2 separate regions of the Homo sapiens genome follow, and region 1 is linked to region 2. The links are chromatin contacts, found by Hi-C or POLR2A ChIA-PET in ENCODE. All regions are on one chromosome and are shown on one strand. Each heading gives the region's core, a stretch centred on a gene start or an enhancer-like site at or near the end of the contact. The rest is flanking DNA. Distances are from core to core; before and after follow the strand shown.

The links. Hi-C counts contacts between places; a loop is a spot of excess contacts on that map. ChIA-PET counts read pairs that join two places held with the same protein, here RNA polymerase II (POLR2A). Pooled maps may share reads with other maps.
Region 1: a pooled map shows a loop between it and region 2 (2.5-fold over the local background). The contact joins the promoter of MYO1C here to the enhancer-like site in region 2. A Hi-C loop is called at or near these places in 7 of 50 pooled maps. POLR2A ChIA-PET finds 5 or more read pairs at or near these places in 2 of 52 experiments (HEK293 and WTC11).

What each region holds. Positions count from the first base shown.
Region 1 is chr17:1,488,152-1,495,107 of GRCh38, forward strand. It overlaps MYO1C (myosin IC), which reads right to left and starts at 4,535. Exons shown (of 32, transcript NM_001080779.2): 1 at 4,262-4,535. The coding sequence starts at 4,336. It overlaps LOC105371483 (a long non-coding RNA gene), which reads left to right and starts at 4,636. Exons shown (of 2, transcript XR_934145.4): 1 at 4,636-5,474; 2 at 5,799-6,543. INPP5K (inositol polyphosphate-5-phosphatase K) reads right to left here. Exons shown (of 12, transcript NM_016532.4): 12 at 6,426-6,956. RefSeq lists silencers at 1-324, 2,871-3,310, 3,391-3,790 and an enhancer at 2,867-3,586.
Region 2 is chr17:1,119,042-1,125,913 of GRCh38, forward strand. It overlaps ABR (ABR activator of RhoGEF and GTPase), which reads right to left. Exons shown (of 23, transcript NM_021962.5): 2 at 6,142-6,326. Among named protein-coding and RNA genes, the nearest start is that of ABR, 58 kb to the right of the region's middle. RefSeq lists enhancers at 3,916-4,458, 4,459-5,000. Within about 2 kb of position 4,135, at least 25 of the 41 ENCODE cell types and tissues checked have a DNase peak (open chromatin) inside an H3K27ac peak, as active enhancers do.

The DNA.
Region 1 (6,956 bases), core at 3,285-5,784, 370 kb after region 2:
CCGCCCCGCCCCTCCACGTCACGCGGTTGGAATGAGGGGAATCCGCGCGCGGAGGGGTCGGGCCCGCTTCTTCCAGTTCCCGGGCCGCGCCGCCGCATTCCCGGGATGCCCGCTGGCGCCCCCGCAGCCACCGCCCGGCGGCGGAAGGAGGGGGCGTCTCCGCCGCTCGCGGGCCCCAGGGCGGCTCCAGCACTGGCAACCCCCGGCCTGCCCCTCCTCACTGGACGGAAGCGCGAGCCCCGGGCGGGGAGGGAAGCGGGGAACCTGGGTGGGAAAGACGCCGCGGCTGAGGCTGCAGCGCCAGGCGCCTCCTGCGTTCTCCGCGCTTTCTTGGGTTACTCCTTTCAGTGACGCCAGCCAAGCCGTGAGGTCCGTATCATCACTCCAATGCAGAAGAACTTGAGGCTGGGCAGGTGACTTGTGCAAGGTCTCAGGAGGAGTGGGACTGGAACCCGGGCACTGGAACACCTTACTGCAGGGCTGCCCTGAGCCTCTTTGTGCGGTTATCAGGGCTACCAGGGCTGTGACCTTCAGTGACACCGTTCAGGCCCCTGTCGGTGTCGTGTGATTCTATTATGTCACATGTGGGCTTTAGGAGTGGGCCAGGGCCTTTGGCTCTGGGCCTAGAGGTTCCCTGCAGGCCATGGCCCCTGAGTGACATAGGAGACTTCTTCCCCAAGGCTGCCTCTGGGTCTTCTCCCACCTGGGGAGGCATTTACTGGAACCACAGGGGATGGGGTGGCCCAGCAGACCTGGGCTATCTAGTGCCCTTCAGCTCCTATAGGCCAGGTGCCTACAAGCCTGACTTCTGCGGACAGCGGAAAGCTCAAATGTTCCCCCAGCCTAAGGGCACACAGATCTTGCCATGGGGTAGGGGTGTTGGGGGCTGGGAGGAGGTGTCATCTGAGGCACCCGGGACTGCTGCTATAAACCGATGTCCACTGAGCCCAAGGCAGCAGAAAGGCAGCCACAGCTTGTCTCACGGGTGGCACAGAGCAGGGCTTCAACTTCTGTTTATTAAACAAATCTTAGATCTGGGCCTGGCTGCCCACCAAGGACCGTTCCAGACCTCAGGGAATTGTTGTGAAGGGAAATGGGGAGGAGATAGTGGCGACTTAGGGTCTCTACCCTGATTGCTCACAGGGCCTTGGTCAAGGACTGTCCATTCTAGCTACACAACCATGGATCTTTGGCTGCCAGACACCTCTGCCTGGGGGGTCCAGCAAACGTGAACAGAGGCAAGGTGCAGTGAGTGGCTCACACCTGTAACCCCAGAACTTTGAGAGGCCGAGGTGGGAGGATCGCTTGAGGCCAGGAGTTCAAGACCAGCCTGGGCCACATAGTGGTGAGACCCCTGCCTCCACTAAAATTTTTTTAAAAAGTTAGCCAGGCATGGTGTGTGCCTGTGGTCCCAGCTACTTGGAAGGCTAAGGTGGGAGGATTGCTTGAGCCCAAGAGGTTGAGGCTGCAGTGAGCTGTGATGGTGCTACTGCACTCCAGCCTGGGTACCCCAGAAGACCCAGTGTCAAACAAACAAAGAAACAAAGCAATAAACCCATAACATGTTAACATAAATTTGTATGGGGGAAAAAAAAAAGTAAACGGCCCAGGAGCGGTGGCTCATGCCTGTAATCCCAGCACTTTGGGAGGCCAAGGCAGGCAAGATCACTTGAGGTCAGGAGTTCCAGACCAGCCTGGCCCACATGGTGAAACCCTGTTTCAACTAAAAATACAAAAAATTAGCAGGGTGTGGTGGCACACGCTTGTAATCCCAGCTACTTGGGAGGCTGAGACAGGAGAACTGCTTGAATCCTGGAGGAAGAGGTTGCAGAGAGCTGAGATCATGCCACTGCACTCCAGACTGAGTGACAGAGACACTGTCTCAAAAAAAAAAAAAAAAAAAGAGGGCCTTTGACCCCTAACCTGTACTCCCTGTTTAATGTCCTTGTAGAGAGAAGGGTGGCACTGTTTGAGCTGGTCATCACAGCCTGGCATTAACAGGCCTGCTCTCCTGCCTCCACTCCTCACACCAAGTAGTCACGACCTGCTAAAACCTCACCTCCAGGCCGGGCGCGGTGGCTCAGGCCTGTAATCCCAGCACTTTGGTAGGCCTAGGCAGGTGGATCACAAGGTCAGGAGATTGAGACCATCCTGGCTAACACGGTGAAACCCCGTCTCTACTAAAAAAAAAAAAAAATTAGCTGGGCGCGGTGGCACACACCTGTAATCCCAGCTACTCAGGAGGCTGAGGCAGGAGAATAGCTTGAACCCGGCAGGTGGAGGTTGCAGTGAGCAGAGGTCGCACCACTGCATTCCATCCTGGGCAACAGAGCGAGACTCCATCTCAAAACAAAACAAAACAACAACAAAAACAAACAAAAACCTCACCTCCATCACTGCTCCTTACCTGGGCCAAGACAGCAGCCTAACTGGCCTCCTTGCCTTCCTCCTACCAATCCATTTCCTCTGGGGCAACACAAATCAAATCAACACCTCATGTTCATAGAGTGAAGGTTTAGGACACCCTCCATATGCCAGGCCCATGATTCACACTCACTGCTGCTTACCAGGACCCTGCCTATGAACTCCCGAGACCCCCCTGCTGTCCCCAGTTTACCCCACTGCTCCTGCATTCCGATGTGCCAGATGGCCCGCTCCAGTCCCCTCTCCCCCCACCCCTCCCCCCAGGAGGGGGCCTTCGCACCGTCGCCAGCCAGTCCAAGCTTCAGTGCCTGCACCTGCGGCTTCCCCAGCCCGGGGCACTCTCCCTGCCCACCTCACTGAGACTCGGCTCAGGTGTCACCTCCTCCAGAACCCCTTCCTGATTCTCCCAAACACGCAGCGCCTCCTTATCGCACCCCGCAGGAATCAGCTGTTTCCTTGTCAGTCCCTCCCAGGAGACGGCTCCCACTCCCTACACGCAGCGAGGCACACGGTGGGGCTCAGTCACCCCTTCCCGGACCCCTGGATGAATGAATGAATCTCAGAGCCAGGCGTGTGCGCGGGAGGCCGGAGCGTGAGGACTGAGGGCCGCGTGGCCATCCTCCTTCTCCGGCCACCCCGGAGCCCCCCGCCCGTCACACTCGGGGCGCGCTGGGCCCCAGGGGCGGAGAACGGGAAGGGGCGGGTTTAGGCGGCTTCTCCGGAACCCAGAGGCGGAGCAGGGCTGCGGGCGGGGCCCGAAGGGCGCGCAGGGTCCTGGGTCCTGCAGCCCAGGCCGCTCTTCCCCGCCTCCCGCTCCCCGCAGGTAAATCTAAGTCTCCACCAGGCTGCGCCGGCGCCTCCGGGTCGTGGGACCCCCCCCCCCCGCACGGGTCCACGCGGCCGTTCTTCGGCCCCAGCGATCCCCGGCCGTGACCCCTGCCTCGTGCACGGCGGCTCCCGGCCCGGCCGCCCGCTCCCCACACCCGCCCCCCGCGGCCGCCGTCCCCGCGCCCCGAGTACCCACCGGCGTGGCTCTTCCGGCGCGGGCGGGGCCGGGCTGGGCGGCGTGGCGGGCTTGGGGATCCGCGGCCCGGGCGCACTCTCCCCGCCCAGGGCCCGCCGGGGGCCGGGCCGCAGCCTGTCGTCATCCCGGGCAGGGCCGCGCACCCTCCGGCCCCGCCCCGCCCCGCCTCAGCCCCGGCCGCGTCCGCGAAGCCTCGGTGCGTGCGGCCCCCGCCTCGGCCCGTTCCCGGGGCCACAGCGAACACGCGCGCGCCCCTCCGGCCGAAGACCCGGCTCCCCGCCGCGCTGCTGGGGGCGTGGGGGCGCCCGACTTTCTCCCTCCTCCGGGCCCTTTGCATCTCCAGCCCCTTCCTGCGGGCCGGGCCAGGGCCGCGCTCCCCCGTTTCTACCCACCCGTGACCCTTCACCCACCTCCCACACCGTCCTTCTGTTCTGAGTCTTGGGCGGTCCCAGCCCTGCGGACTGGAGAGGAGCGGGGCGTTGACTGAGCCTGGAGCTTCCATGCCCTGGTCCTTCGACCTCACAGCAGCCGGCACTTGCCTTTTGTGCCCAGTATTCACGGTTCTGCCCACTGAGGTTCGGGAAGCCGGGGAAGAGTCAAGCCCAGACCTCCACTTCCAAAAATCCTGCTGCTAGTGGCCCTTGCATCCTTACTCTTCCACTCACCCCGTCTTGTTCAGTCTGTTCTGGCCCCGCCAAGGATCGGAACCCCTCCCCGCTGCTCAGCTCTTGCCCGAGGGCTCGCCTGAGAGGGGCTGCCCGGCCTTGGGGAGACGCTCCCACCCTCCTCCCAGCCCAGAGCATCCCAGCTTACAAGCTTGCAGGGCCTGTGGGGATGAACCACGCGGATGATCTCCCCGGTGGGTACCAGCTCCACTTGCAGCGCCATTCCGCCCTGCGGAGAGCCAGCGGCCTGGGCACCGCGGCCTGTGAGCAAGAGCTGCCTGCCCACTGGCGGGCTCCGACCACTCCGGGACCAGGAACCTACGGTCTAACGCCGGGATGGCCACTTGGTTCTGCTTCAACTGCAGCCCCAGGGGATGTGGCTGGTCCAGCTCCTCAGGACACGGCTGGAGCCGTCCAGGTCTGACTGGGAGGCCTCTTGGCCCGGATGGTTGGAGCAGGAAGAGGAGGGGCTGGGGATGGAGGAAATGCCTGTTGTCCCAGGTAACCAGAGGAGCCGATGCAGCCACCCATGGGGGACCCTGGGCTCCAGGTCAAAGGCTAGGACGCCTTTCCCCTTCCCCCCATCCCCACGGCAGCTCTATGGCTGGGCCCCTCCTCCTGCCCACTCTCTGGTACCACCTAGAGAGCACGGGGCCCACTCCCCAAACCAGACGGCATGCCCTCCCCTAGGCCAAGAGGACCCGTTAGTAGGCACTGGCTTTCCTGCACATCCCCTCAACGGGGCTGCCCCCCACAGCAGGTGAGCCCCCACCATGAGTTTGAGAGACCAGGGCTGCTGGGGCCTGGTCATGCAGGGCCCGGACAGGGGGCTGTCCCGCTGTGAGGAAGCTCTTGGCTTACCCTCCTCTGAGCCTCAGAGCTTGTGAGGTTAGTTCCTGGGTTCCCTGGGTGTGGGCAACCTCTAGCCCTGTTCATCCCTTGCGTTTCAACAGTACCCCCAGGTGACCCCCACCCCTGATGTTCCTGCTTTTCTATTTTTATTGTTGCTAAATCACAGCTGACACTTTCCTGGCCTGAGACTGAGCCCTCCAGTCTCCAGCCATTCCTTATAGGAAGTAAGAACAGGGAAGTGGATAGGGGAAACAGACCTTTCCAGAGGGAGAGGCTGGCATAGGAAGGGCTGAGTCCCGTGGGTGTGTGCTGGCACCGACAGCCCCATAGGCAGGGGCCTTCCCCCCGGCACCCTTCTCTCTCCCCACAGCTTCCCCCGCCCCGGAAAAGCTAGCAAGCCTTCCTTCCTTCCTCCGGGAAGCACATCTATCCAGAGCAGGCTCATCCCCGGCGGCCACACAATGGCCCTTATCAGCCGTGGAGCCAGGCGTAGACCCAGTGCACACCAGGTCTCACTTATTTCCTGTTTCCACCCAGTGGGTCGGGGTGGACCCAGAACGGCCATATCCTGACTGGGGCCCAGAGGACGGAGAGCACCCCCCATTCCCCTTTCCGCCTCTCAATCACTGCTGGGCTCACCCCTCCCACACAGGAGGCTGGGTGTGTGGCGACCTCAGTTCACCACGGGGGAGGTGAGCATGTGGGGGGACCCCTGGGGTCAAGCCCCGGGGCCGCATTAATCAGAACGGGGAGGCGGGTCTAGTGCGATACACTTTCTGCAATTGTTCTCCCACAGTAATCTTGAGAATAGGGACATCATCTGTATTTTACAGACTACTGAGACCGCTCTGCGGGTGGGTTCAGACCCCATTCCTGTTTCTGGTCCTGTGGGAAACCACAGGTGCCTGGAACTTTGAAGAGACTGTACCACTTCTCTGAGCCTTGGCTTTCCCATCTGCCCAATGAAGGGTGCCATGCAGTAACCCTCGTGATGGCTGTGCATGTGAGAAGGAACAGGTGGGCAAGTGAGGGCTTTGGAGGTCCCTAGGTATATGTGTTGGGGGCAGGGATAGGTTACCATGGGGGAAAACTCAGCAAGAAGGGGCTGAGGAGAAGTGGGGCAGAAAGAGAAGATGGTGGCATTCTGGACTGGTTAACGCAGGCAGAAGGCTCAACACCAGGGTATGCAGAGCAGCGGGTCAGGAGGGATGAACAAGAGCTCATTTGACTTAACAGAGTACATTAAGCGGCCACCGGCATAGATGGCATGCTCCACCTGGTTAGGGCCCCAGAGGCTCACCATTCTAGAACCTCATCCTAGCCCCAGTCCTGGCCACTTCTGCAAATCTCAGACACAGAAGTCTAGTTGGGATCTACAGGGTCCCTGTTCCTGGAATCTACAGCTAGTCCCAGGCCCATCACCGTACCCCCACCCCCCAATCATCAGTCACACGCAAGTGTAAAAGCCACGCTAATAATTACCCCTGCACAATGTAACAGTCACAAAACAGCCAGCCATGGCCTGCTGGAAGCCAGGGGACAATTCTTCATACACAGGCTTGCGGGGGAGAGTATGCAACACAGAGCAACTGGAGTAACCCTCAGTCCCAGGACACAGGATGGCAGGACAAGCACTGAGCAGGCTCCCAGAGGTGTCTTCTCCTGGGAAAAGGGCTGCCGAGTGACCATGGCGGAGGCAAGTGCTGGATGTGGGGACAGGCCATGTCCCCAAAGCCCCTAGAGGGTGTTCTCTGAAGAACCCCAGGGCCAGATCCTCCAAAATGTCTTGAGCTGGTTCTCCCTTCTGCCTGCCCCCACTCTGAGGTCCCGGGGGGTCCAGGGGGGGCCCGTCGTCAATGGCTCCTGACAAGGGTGGCACAGACGCACCTCACCTGCCAAGGACCACCCTGGAAAAGTCTGTGGCCACAGCTCCTTGACCACTTGTCACCCCTTCCTCAGATGGCAGGGTGGAGGCATGGGACTCAAGCTAC
Region 2 (6,872 bases), core at 2,885-5,384:
CCCTGAGCCTGAGTTCCTCCCAGCGTTATCCCTGAGCCTGAGTCCTCCCAGCGTTATCCCTGAGCCTGAGTTCCTCCCAGCGTTATCCCTGAGCCTGAGTTCTCCCAGCGTTATCCCTGAGCCTGAGTTCTCCCAGCGTTATCCCTGAGCCTGAGTTCCTCCCAGCGTTATCCCTGAGCCTGAGTTCCTCCCAGCGTTATCCCTGAGCCTGAGTTCCTCCCAGCGTTATCCCTGAGCCTGAGTTCCTCCCCAGCTTTATCCCTGAGCCTGAGTTCCTCCCCAGCGTTATCCCTGAGCCTGAGTTCCTCCCAGCGTTATCCCTGAGCCTGAGTTCCTCCCAGCGTTATCCCTGAGCCTGAGTTCCTCCCAGCGTTATCCCTGAGCCTGAGTTCCTCCCAGCGTTATCCCTGAGCCTGAGTTCTTCCCAGCGTTATCCCTGAGCCTGAGTTCCTCCCAGCGTTATCCCTGAGCCTGAGTTCTTCCCAGCGTTATTGCCTGAGCCTTCCTTGCTCCTCCCTTCCTCCTGACTGAACATCCCAGAACTACTTGGTTCCATTCCACAAATACCAGTTGAGAACCCCTAGGTGCCAAGAAGCTTCCACTGGGGTCCACAGAGATGATCAGGGATTAAGGTCCTGATCTCACAGGGCGGATGCACCCCACAAGTGACCGTGCACACCTCCCAAACTGCAGTAGGATCAGCGGCGGGGTGGGTGTGAAAGCTTCACAAGGGAGGGCGTGTGAGCGGGACCTGACAGCGCTGTGCAGGCTCTGGCATCATAGAAACCCAAGTTTCAATAACACGCTGCCCCACTGGCTGCATGGTCTTGGACAAACAATAATATTAATAGCTATTATTAAGAGATGGAGTCTTGCTCTGTCACCCAGGCGGGGTACAATGCCTATTCGCAGGCGTGATCCTAGCACCTCTCAGCCTCCAACTCCTGGGCTCAAGCGATCCTCCTGCCTCAGTTCCCCTTGTAGATGGGATTATGGGAGTGAACTACCATGCCCAGCTAATCTTAGGCAAATTACGTCACCTCTCCGAGCCCCAGTTTTCGCACCTGTAATGTGGAGATGGTTATAGCACCTACCTCATAGAGTTGTTGGGGCTCTTAAATGAAACCAACACGTGAAAGGTTCAGCACAAGCCTCTCTAAGCAGCTGTGATGAGGGGGAGGAGGAGGAAGAGGATGATAGGGACAATGATGATGATTTTTTTTTTCCTTTTTTTCTTTTTCTTTTGAGATGGCATCTCACTCTGTCCCCCTGGCTGCTGGAGTGCAATGGCGTGATCTCAGCTCACTGCAACCTCTGCCCCCACTGGGTTCTAGCAATTCTCCTGCCTCAGTCTCCCAAGTAGCTGGGATTATAGGCACCTGCCACCACACCCAGCTAATTTTTTGTGTATGTTTTTAGTAGAGACGGGGTTTCACCATGCTGGCCAGGATGGTCTTGAACTACTGATCTCAGGTGATCCACCCACCTCGGCCTCCCAAAGTGCTGGGATGACAGGCGTGAGCCACCGCACCCGGCCAATGGTGAGGATTTCAATTCGCCTCCACCCTTATCTTTGGGTTCTCCTGCAGGCTGGAGTCTAATCCCCTGTTTCGATTTTACATTGACAAAGCATTCTGCCAAACACCATCTCACAGAAACCTCACAACAGCTGTGAGGTTTGAGCCCTGTGAGGTCAGGAGGGAGGAAATTCTCAGTGTCTTCACACTACAGATGAGCAAACTGCAGCTCTGGTGGGGAGTCATGAGTGACACCCCTCAGGCCACACAGTGAGACAGTGGTAGAGTGGGGACAAAACCCAGTTCTTCTCTCTGCCTTGTAGCCCCTTTTTACTAAGCTTCCCAAGAGGCAAGCAGACAGAGGAGTCTGTGGCCTGTGGGGAGGCGGGTTTTCTGTAAGACCATGGTCCTGCCTTAGGAACCTACACCCCCACTTGTCAGCTGAGATGAGTCCTGGCCCTTTCTTCTCAGAGTGAAACTGGGCAGTCTCCGCTGAATGGAGCCACCCGTGGTCTGTGGGCCTGGCCCTGCCGTGCTGCCCTGCTCAGCCTGGACTTGGGCAGGGTTTATGGGGCAGGGCTTCAGGTTTCACCCTAATACCTCTGTGGGATCCATGTCTTGGGGACACAAAAGAAGACAAAGGCAGAGTGCAAGGCTGTGGAAGGGCGTGCTGGGGAGAGAGGAGCATGTCCTGCCAACACCGCAGAGACCCGGCTTCACCCGGGGCCACCCCATGTGGCAGAAAGGAGGTTGATTGCAAAAGCAGGTTCGGTCATGGTGCAGCAGATATTGATCAGACTTGGTCTTTGCAGTGGTAATGCTGTTGGCTCCCCAGCCCTCTAAACCTGGCGAGAAAAGTCTTGTGGGCCCTGGTGGCCAAGGGCTGTGCACTTTGGTGAGCCAGGCCTAATGCTGCAGGCCTCCCCTCATGCTGAAATTCCGCAGCATCTTCCTGCAGCTGCTCACAGTGGGATGGGAGCTGAGTCCCCCCAGGCAGGGCTCTGAGCCCTGCTGTGGTCTGAGAGCTGCTCACAGTGGGATGGGAGCTGAGTCCCCAAGGCAGGGCTCTGAGCCCTGCTGTGGTCTGAGAGCTGCTCACAGTGGGATGGGAGCTGAGTCCCCCAGGCAGGGCTCTGAGCCTTGCTGTGGTCTGAGAGCTGCTCACAGTGGGATGGGAGCTGAGTCCCCAAGGCAGGGCTCTGAGCCCTGCTGTGGTCTGAGAGCTGCTCACAGTGGGGCCTCCTCCCCACTACCTTTCAGGGGAGTTAGAGCTATCTAGAGACAAGGAGACTGAGGCTCAGCGGTATGAGGACACTTGCCCAATGTCTCACAGCTAAAGAGTAGATTTTCTTTTATTTTCTTGAGATGGAGTCTCGCTTTGTCACCCAGGCTGGAGCGCAGTGGCAAGATCTCGGCTCGCTGCAACTTCCACCTCCCAGGTTCAAGTGATTCTCCCGCCTCAGCCTCCTGAGTAGCTGGGATTACAGGCATGTGCCACCACGCCCGGCTAATTTTTGTATTTTTAGTAGAGACAGGGTTTCACCATGTTGGCCAGGCTAGTCTCAAACTCCTGACCTCAGGTAATCTGGCTGCCTCAGTCTCCCAGAGTGCTGGGATTCCAGGCGTGAGCCACCGCGCCCAGCCTGAGAGTAATAGATTTTCATCTGCGCAAAGCTTATCTGCTTTCCATCCTGGGTGGCTGAAGGAATAATAGTATGACACTTCATTTTCTAGGCCAACCTGACTAGGCCACAAGGTGTCCAGATACTTGTCCAAACATTAATCCGGACATATTTGTGAGGCATTTGGGATGAGGTTGATATGTGTATTGGTGGACTGAGTAAAAAGACTCCTCCCCAGTGTAGGTGGGCCTCATCCAATCCACTGAACACCTGAATTAACAAAAAGGCAGAATAAGAGGAAGCTCCTCTCGCCTGACTACCTGAGCGTGAGCTGGGATGTTGGCCTCCTCCAGCCTCCAGACTCGGACTGAAACACTGGCTCTTCCTGAGCCTCGAGTCCACTGGCTTATGAGCTGGAATTTACATCCCTGGCTCTCCTAGCTCTCAGGCCTTTGGACTTGGACTGGAACCAATATTGGCTGTCCTGGGTCTCCAGCTATTGACTGCAGAGATTAGGACCTCTAAGCCTCCATAATCACCTGAATCAATTCCTTCTAATACTTTTCTTCGTATGTAGATATAGATACAGATAACGCACACACCCTGTTGGTTTTGTTTCTCTAGAGAACACTGACTAACACAAAGACTCAACCTTGGGCTTCCCGTTGGCTGCATATTTGGGCGTGGAAGGCCCAGCGATAAGGCGGTGCCAGAAGCCAGATATCTGAATATCTACAACAATTGTCTGATTTGGTCCAGAAGTCCCCCCTGTTCCCAAGGCCCCAGCAGGAAGCCTGGTAGGGGAGGGGACCTGTTTGGCCAAATAAGCACAGCCAAGCCGCAGAAACCTCGGTCTTTTATTAATAGTGTTTTTAACCAAAACATCCCCAAGTACTCAGGAAGAGGCGTCAGCTCCCTCCAGGCACCCCGTGTAAACAGCAATCCCTGCAGAGTCCACTAGGTGGGGCCGGTGACCCAGCAGAAAGGGCAGAAACGCTCCCTGAGGAGGGAAGGCAGGTGCCGCGGATGGGACCTTTGCCCGGACGATCCCCAGGCTGGACAAGTGCTCCCTACTCCTGCCTTGCGTGGCTTCTAGTCGATGGTGTAAACATCAACCCTGGGGGCCACAAGCACTTTAGGGGGCAGTCACTCTAGCATCTCTGGATTTCAAGGTCCTCAAGCCAAGTGAGTCCCTCGTGAGCCACCAAGCAAGACGCACAGCCACCAAGTCAAGTTCTGCCCCGAAGCCCCGGAGCGCCAGGCGGGGGCATCTGTGCGTGACGCCCGTGATCTGTCTCCCGAGAGAAGGCACCTGCCAGCACCAAAGGAATCGGAAAATCGACGGACACGGAAACCAGTCATGGTGGTCACGCGACAAGGACAGGGCACAGGGACAGGGAGCAAAGAGGGAGGTGGCGCGGGGACAGGCAGCGGCAAAGACCCTGGCCCCACACCGGGATTCCGCAGCATCTTCCTGCAGCTGCTCACAGTGGGGTGAGAGCTGAGTCCCCCCGGGCGGGGCTCTGAGCCCTGCTGTGGTTTGAGAGCTGAAGGCAGAGATGGGAGCGAGAGTCTTCTCCTCCTTGCTCTCCCCTGGTTGGCCCCCGTTCAGGTCCCTGAACACCTGCTCTGCCTCCTTGGGTTACTATTTGTACCCTGAGCCCAATGCCTCCAGGAGAACCAGGGCAAAAACCCTGCCCCCGCAGGTCCGAGACGCTTGTCTCTAACCCGCCTCCCGTCTTAGGGCAGGTCAACAACACACTGACCAACCCCCTCGCCGGCCCCCTTGCCTCCCACCTGCCCCCCGCCAGCCCTTCCCACAGGTGCACGCCTGGACTGCCGCTAAACTCGGCCTCGGCCTCTGTTGCCATGGCAGCAATGTGGCTTCCCCCAAGTGGGAAGCCCGTTGCCAAGGCCCTTGTTGCCAAAGGCTATAACAGCCACCCCGGTGTGTGAAGAGGGGTGAGAGCTCTGTGGGGGGTGGAGGGTGGCCGGGGGGGCTGGAAGGAGCAGGGGGTTCTCAAGAATGGGAGGGTTCAGGCGGCCTCAGCTGGGGTGGGGGGGCACTAGCCCCTGGAGGAAGAAGAGGCAGCCCGTGGCATCTCAGCGACTGCTCCTCTGGGGACGTCAGAAGGCAGGACGGAGACCCCCTACAAAACACACCCGGACGAGCAGGACCAAGCAAGGATGGGGCACTCCCACCGCCTCCTGCAACACACACCCCCCACAGAGGACCGGCTTGGATTCTTCTCCCCCACCAGCTCCAGGCAAACAACCCCCAGAACCTCTGTTTTGCTCGTTCATGTGTCTCCGACAGGCACACACGAGCTGCGCTCAGACAGCGTCAGTCCCTGTCGCCAGGAACACGTTAATGACAAGGACCGCAAACCCTCCACAGTTTCTATCCCTGGCCTGTCTCAGAGCACATACTTAATATTCCTTCTACAATGCTTCTCTCTGGAGCAGAACTCTTGTCTCTGTCAACAAGGAGAGGTGGATGCCATCAGAGTTTGTTCCCTTCCAGAGTGAACAGAGGAGGGCTGGAGCGGGCAGCTCATTGCACCCACAGGGAGCACCAGGCCCAGGCTGGCTTTGCGGGAGCAGCATCTGAACACCTGGAGCCCACGGGCCACGCATGCAGCCACTGCCTGGCCTGGGTGCAGAGGGGAGGAGAGCCTGGTCCTCTCCTGGGTCCTCTGGAGGAGACAGGCTAACAGGGGAAAGCTGAAAGAGGCACGGAGGGGTCTGGGAGGCCTGGGGAGCAGACGGCTAGTAGACGGGGAGAGACAGGGGCGGCAGCGTTGGCAAAGCAGGTGGGGAGGGAAGCCCGAGCCTGAGAGGGGTCCAGGGCCAGGACGAGATGACGAGGCACCAAGAACGGCCAGGTCCAAACGTCTCCAGTCCCAATCTCTCGAGACCAACCCAAGCAGGGCCTGGCCCACGATGCCCAGGCCTTCCCGTCACCCCTCCCCAAACCCAGAAAGAAAAGCCGGTGTACCTACCCCAGGAGCCAGTCCCTCAGGTGGAGTCGGGGAGACGCCATCCCCCCCGCCCTGGCTGCGGGCGCTGAGCTGCGGGGACATGGTGGGCGACTCATCGATGTACGGCATGGTCTCTGAGCCCTCCGGGGGCCCCTTCTGCTCCTCATTCCCCTCTCCGTCGTACTCGTCCGTCCCGTAGCTGAAGTCTGAGACAAGGAACAAGAAAGGCCACTGAGAATCCTCCACCAGAGCTGCCAGGGACTGGTAGCGTAGTGGGCGCCGGCGGCGGCCCCCGGCAGCCATGGCCCCGGCCGCACCATCCACGCCTGGCCCGGGCGGGGGCTGTGCGGGGGCCTGGGCCTGGTGAGGGGCGGGGGAGAGCCAGCAGGCACCGGGCCCTGCCCGCTCCGGGGCTGCTGGGAGGCGGGGAGGAGCGGCTCTGCTGTTGCTACCCGATGAAGAGCATGTCAGCCGCGTATTTCAAGCTGCTGTTTTCTTTGCCTTCTGCCTAATTCCAAGTGTAAAAATTAACAGTGGGAGCAAGAGGCAGGACGCTTCCAACTCTCCTCTCTGAGTCACCATTTTGCTTTTTATAGGGAATAAGGAGGTGGGGGGGGCCGGTCGATGTCACTTCCTGTGGCCCTCCTCCTTGGGTACCATTTGTACTGAGCCCACTCCCTCCAGGGGTCCAGGGCAGGTTCTGGAGTGTGGGAGGGGAGCCCTCAGCCCTCAGAACAAGGCCCCGCACGGAG